Linked DNA regions of Homo sapiens: region 2 is linked to region 1. Evidence: chromatin contacts called from ENCODE Hi-C data. All regions are on one chromosome and are shown on one strand. The core of a region is the stretch at or near the end of the contact, and the rest is flanking DNA. Distances in the headings are between cores, read along the strand shown.

The links. A loop is a pair of places that touch in the nucleus more often than their neighbours do. Pooled maps may share reads with other maps.
Region 2: a loop to region 1 is called in a pooled map, with 10 times the contacts of the local background. The contact joins the promoter of DUSP19 here to the promoter of UBE2E3 in region 1. A Hi-C loop is called at or near these places in 8 of 50 pooled maps.

The regions. Positions count from the first base shown.
Region 1 is chr2:180,979,027-180,982,055 of GRCh38, reverse strand. It overlaps UBE2E3 (ubiquitin conjugating enzyme E2 E3), which reads right to left and starts at 1,451. Exons shown (of 6, transcript NM_006357.4): 1 at 1,083-1,451; 2 at 1-38. The coding sequence starts at 13. UBE2E3-DT (UBE2E3 divergent transcript) reads left to right here and starts at 1,044. Exons shown (of 2, transcript NR_187176.1): 1 at 1,044-1,990; 2 at 2,390-3,029. RefSeq lists a silencer at 1,174-2,033.
Region 2 is chr2:183,077,303-183,080,002 of GRCh38, reverse strand. It overlaps DUSP19 (dual specificity phosphatase 19), which reads right to left and starts at 1,256. Exons shown (of 4, transcript NM_080876.4): 1 at 844-1,256. The coding sequence starts at 1,069.

The DNA.
Region 1 (3,029 bases), core at 202-2,701:
TATCACTGGACATCTTGGTGAAGTTATCTCTTGGAAAACTTTTAAAGAGAACAGGGGAGGAGGAGGAGAAAATGTTAAATCTAGGAAATAAACCAACAGCATTTTCTTCTAGTCATCTAAAATCGTCTTGTAATGAAAAAGCTTCAAAAGTGTTCACACTTATTTCATCGTACAACAGGGGTACGTACAAGGGAGGTGATGTGTCACACAACGCCAGCGTTAAGGGATTTGCCGAACTCAAGTTAGAAAACCCACTCACATTTTTTTCCGTCTCTTGGACAATCTATCAATTGTCTACTTTCTCAGAAGGCATGAAACAGATTTGCCAAGGAACTTAGGCAACAAGCATTAATAACATATGACACACTGTAAATAACAGATCTCGCTGAAAAATGTTTAAAAGTCACTAATAACGTCTAAATATTTACACACTGACATTGGTCAAAGCTACCAAATTCCCTTTCCGAGAGGAAAACACACCCTGTTAATCGCCCATATGCTTATTTAAGGTGGCGATTCCTCCTCAGTGCACGTAAAGCCTTTAAACACAACACTTGGAAATTTAAAAATCAACTAACGAGCTGCTCTAGCTGTTTCCACGGCCAGCAGCGAAGATTCATCCGGCCAAGACCGAGCTGCCACCCTGGGAAAAGCAGAATTCAAACTGCACCTTCTGCAAAGCTCCCAATGCCACCAAGGTTCCTCGCTCAATTTTTATATCACGGACCGACATTTTGTCCAAAATAACGAAAAAAATAAGAAACCCAGAGAAAAAACAAACAAATAAACAAAGCCCCAAGAAGTGCAACAAATTTCCGCGCCCGCGGAGGCGAGCCACGGCCGGCGGCGGCGGCCACGCAGCTCCGCGGCCCTTTGTGGGGAGGGCCGCGCGGGGGCCGCGGGTAGCGCTCGCCGCGCCGGGCGCCAAGTGATGCGAGCAGCCCAGCCGGCCCCGCCGCGGCTCGCGGACACCGGCGACGCGGGCGCCCGGCGCGAACAAAGCTGCCCGCCCCCGCCCCCTCCCCCACCGCCGCCGCCGCCCCGGCCGCCCCCCACGCGGCCCCCCGGCCCCGCCGCCTTACCTCGGCCGCCCGCCCGGCCCGCTCGCGCGCCGCTACGGTGTGGGGGAGGGAGAGAGAAAAAAACCCTTCCTTAAGGAAATGGAGGCAGCTGTGGGGGGGGGAAGGGGGGGGAGGGAAAAAAAGAAGCCGAGGAGGCTCTGGCCGGGGAGTGTGGAACATTGAAAGTCGGAGGGGGTTGTGCAGTGCCGGGCTCCGGCCGGAGGGTGGCGCCGCCCAGCGCCTTCGGAAAAAAGCGGGGGTGGGAGCTCGGCTGGGCGAGGGCGCGAGCTCCCGGCGAGGCGGAGGGGACGCGGGAGACCCCCGCGCGCTGTAGCCTCCCGCCGCCGCCGCCCGGCTCGGCTCCTCCCGGCCGCGCAGTCAGCAAGTTCCGAGGCGAGCGCGGGGGGGAGGGGCGGGCGCGGCGGCGACGCGCGTGCTCGCTGCTTGCCTGGCGGAGGGGCGCGCGCCGCCGACGCCCGGCGGGCGCGAGCTGTTCCCGCGCGCTCCCGTGCGCGCTCTCCACACCTCCCCTCACCCTGGGGGTGCACGCGTCCGCCCGCGCGCGGCCAGGACAAAGAGCGCGGCGGGGACCCGGCGGGCTGGCCCCTGCCGCCCTTGGCCGCGGAGCCTGTGCCAGAGAAGGCGGGGGCGCGGGCACCGTATCGCGGGGCCGCTGTGCCGCGGGGTGGCTTCCGGCCTGGGCCCGCCTCCGGGGCGAGGCTGCCCATTGGGCTACCCGCGTCCCCAGGGCTGGTTCCATCCCATCCGCCTGCGCGGGGGCCGTCGTGGCTCCCGGGGCCCCAGTACCTGGGCAAGGGCCCTGGGCGCGTGGTTGGGAGTCCCCCGCCGCCCCGGGAGACGGGAGACTAATGGGTGTTGTTGACGAGGCCAGGCACGCAGGCGGAGAAGAGCTGCCACTTGCCCCTCGCGTAAGCTGGAGGAAGGGACAAGTTGGGGTCCTGGGAATTGAAGAGGGTAGAATGTATTTGGAGATTAGGGGAACAACCTCTATTTCTTTTTGGCTCATAGCTTGCAACTGTCGCTGCCAAAGGGAAGTGTCCTTCGGATTATTTGAAACCTTAAAAATCCAAAACAGTGTTTAAAATGTCCCGCTCAACATTCTTAAAAGTGAAGGAGAAGAGTTTGGGGTTGGGGGGTGGCGATGAGAGCTAAAACATGACACTTTTCTGCGGGACTCTTCTGTCTTGCACATGAGGAGCCAGTTCTGGAAAGAAAAGTTCTGAGTGATGTTGAGTCAGAATGTCCACCCAGAAAAGCTTTAGGTGGAGATAGTGACAGTTTTGTTTGTTCTACCATTCTTTTTGCAGTCTCCAGGTGGACTCTGCGGTTTTTACCCCACGGCACAAAGTAGCCAGAATACAAAAACTTCCTGTTTGCCACCCAGGCCTTCTCCAGCTACTGAGAACTTGTTCCGGTGATGGAGCCTCAAAGGAATTTGTGGATTCCTCTCCCACAAGTGTCCAGGGGCAGGGGTGCTGTGAGAATGTGCAGTTCACAAAGGGAGTGAGAATGGCAGTCAAAAGATGTATAGAGTTAAGGGAAAGAAGAAAAGACTGAGTGAGCCAACGTATTTGCTTACTATTTCTCCTAATAGAAAACTTTTGGTAAAGGCTTGATAGCAACTCTAAAGAGTAAGTTACATTTCCATAATTTTCCAAAGACACAGTCATTCAGTTAACTTTATTGAGGGCTATATGTTGCTAGGTGCTGGACATACACTCATTCAATTGCTGTGTGACTAAAGCCAGGTCTCTACTCTGTGCTAAGAGCTCCTAGTCCAGAAGGGGAACAGTTCATTAAAGTTCGCTAGGTTCATAAGTAGTAAGGATATTCCACTCAGAATGAACAGATAGAATATCTCATGCCTCAAAAAAGATCATGGTCTGTGTGTGGACAAGCATTTTGATTTGGCTGGGTCAAAGAGTGCTTGTGGGAAAAGCTTGTTAG
Region 2 (2,700 bases), core at 7-2,506, 2.1 Mb before region 1:
ACAGGATTCCTCAAAGGAGTAAGACACTAGGTGAACAGCACCTGGGCTATTTCTCAGTCTTCTCTCTATTCAAGAATGCCTTAGCTGCATAGTGATAAGTCATTTAGTCTTTCCAAGTCTTAATTTCTCTATTCATAAATAGAAATAATTCAGACGTACTTGAAAACATTCTTGACTATTTTTTTAAGAACACCATACCATATTCTTGCCAAATTAACAAGTTTGCACTTTTATAACCTTGCTTCATTTGCTATTTGTGAACTATGCTTGTATAGGGGCTCAGTATTTCCATAATACGAAATAAATCATAAGATCTTAAGATCTCCTTCTCTTAAACACTCCAAAAACAGACACCATGAACAGACGTGGCCACAGGAGGCATGTATTCCGCACGGTCTGTAAGAGCTGCGCAGGCCAGCAAGCACAGGACTATTTCGAGTATTAACTTTTCTATAACTTTAACCATTGTCACTTGTAGTTCTGCCTGATACAAACATTCTTTTTTCATTCCTTTTTTTTCAAGCTGTATTTTTTATAAGCCAAGAAAACACAACATCAATGTGTTATTCTCCAGAGAAGTTAGAGAAACGGGAAGAAAGCTTTTCTAAAATTCAAATATGCAGTGCCAAGTGCTACGAGAATAGCATCTATGCTTCTTATGGGTACACTGTGAGGCAGAAACGGCTCTAGCTGGCTAATGGAAGTTCCATATCCAAAAAAGGAAACAGTTCAGCTTTTCGGCAGGATAGCTGATAATACAGACTATTACGCATAAAGGGGGAAAATGAGAACGTAATCTGGCTAAAAGGACTCAATGATCTAGTGGCAAGTCGATATACTCACCTAGGAGCAACCATGGCTTAATAACGCCAACTTGCAGGTCCGAGCTAAGGTCCTGCACATAACCACAACCACCCCCACTGCTCGGCTCTACTTCTTCCACAACATGAATTCTGGCATCTTTCCATGTTTCTATAATTTTCTTTCCAGTTAGCGTTGTCACCCTGGTGCATTGCTTCCTGAGATTATTCCGGGAGAATGCTTTAATTTCCTGGTTAAGGGAGTACATTACATGAGCAGTGGCTGGGAACAAATACAAACAAATCCAGCAGGCATAGAAAACGGCTGAACTGCTAGTCCCTTATTGCCCAGGTAACAAAGCCAGCCTCAGAGGTGCTCGCCCATCCAGGTAACCGCAGCAGCCACAGACCAAGAGACTGAGTCGTCCAGCTCCGTTTATCCCAGCGATGCAATGTAAGGCGAAATTTGATTGGTCATTGAGACACAAGTGCCGATTGGATGCTGTTTCTTCTTCCTGTCAGCCAGAAACCTGCATTTTCCCGAAAGGCTCGAGGGATCCACTGGGGAAGATTTCTTATTGTTGCTGTTTAAATTTAGCTTTCTAATACACGCAGAATGGTAAAATATAAGACTTCGTTGGAGAGAGGAATGATATGTCCTGGTTCTTTAAAGGCAGTGATTTTCTGATATATTCTGTTAGTGTCACTTACGGCAGTGACCATGGACGATCCGGGCTGACCTGTGTATCGCTCCCGCTTGAAAGAGACCGGCGGAGTCACCTTGCAAATCACCCTATGTCCCAAAGCCTTTCCTGCCTGTCTGCTTTTAGGCTAGTCCAGGAGGGCTAGAGCAGACGTTAAAAGTTATTTCTCGCTTCCTGTATCCTTCACACCTTCTGCTTTTGCTGTTAATGCAAGAGGAACGTTTACTAGATAAAGTTGTTGTGCGTATTTGTGAGGCAACAATTTAAATAAACTGGGAAAAAAGATATATTTTTTAAAATTTATGCTCATATATGTAGATTGACAAGAGCTTAAAATTTATTTATTTTCTGACTTTCAGCCTACATTTTCATTTCATACAGTAAATATACATCCTAAATAAGAATTGCAGCAAGTCCATCCATACGAAGAATTAAGAAAATCAATTGTGTAAGCATCCAAATTTGTAAAACAGATAAATAAATTATAGAACGATGATTCTGATTACCAAAAAAAAGTTTTGCAAAAGAAATCACAAGATTCCTTTAAAGAGAAATTTTTCAAACCCCTATTAAAGTAAATGTAATTTTAAATGAATTTCAACACAATGTATAAACACATATATAAAATGAAGAAGTTGCACTTATGAAAACTTTTCTTCCAATACCACATATTAAAATTTGTGTTGTTGTTGAAACTTTCTGACATAAAAAAATTCAACTGTTATGGATTGACTATTTCTGTCCCTTCAAAATGCATATGTTAAAGCTTTAAACCTCAAGGTGATGGTATTTAAATGGGACTTTTGGGATGTAATTTAGGATTAGACTAAGACCCTAGGGTAGGGTCCTCATGATGGGTTTAGTGGCTTCAGGAGAACTGAAAGAAATCTGCCTGCTCCCCTATATGGACCAAGGAAAGACAGTATGAGGACATAAGGAGAAGCTGGCTGTCTGCAAGCCAGGAAGAGAGCTTTCAGCAGGAACTGAATAGGCCAGCACCTTGATCTTGGACTTCTCAGCCTCCAGAACTGTAAGAAAATATATTTCGGTTGTTTAAGCAACAAAGTTTATGGCATTTTGTTAGAGCAGCCTGAGCAAACTGAGATATAAACCAAACTTCTCCCTCTTGAAAAAGGAATAGGCCCAGTACAGTGGCGCATGCCTGTAATTCCAGCACTTTGGGAGGCCAAAATGGG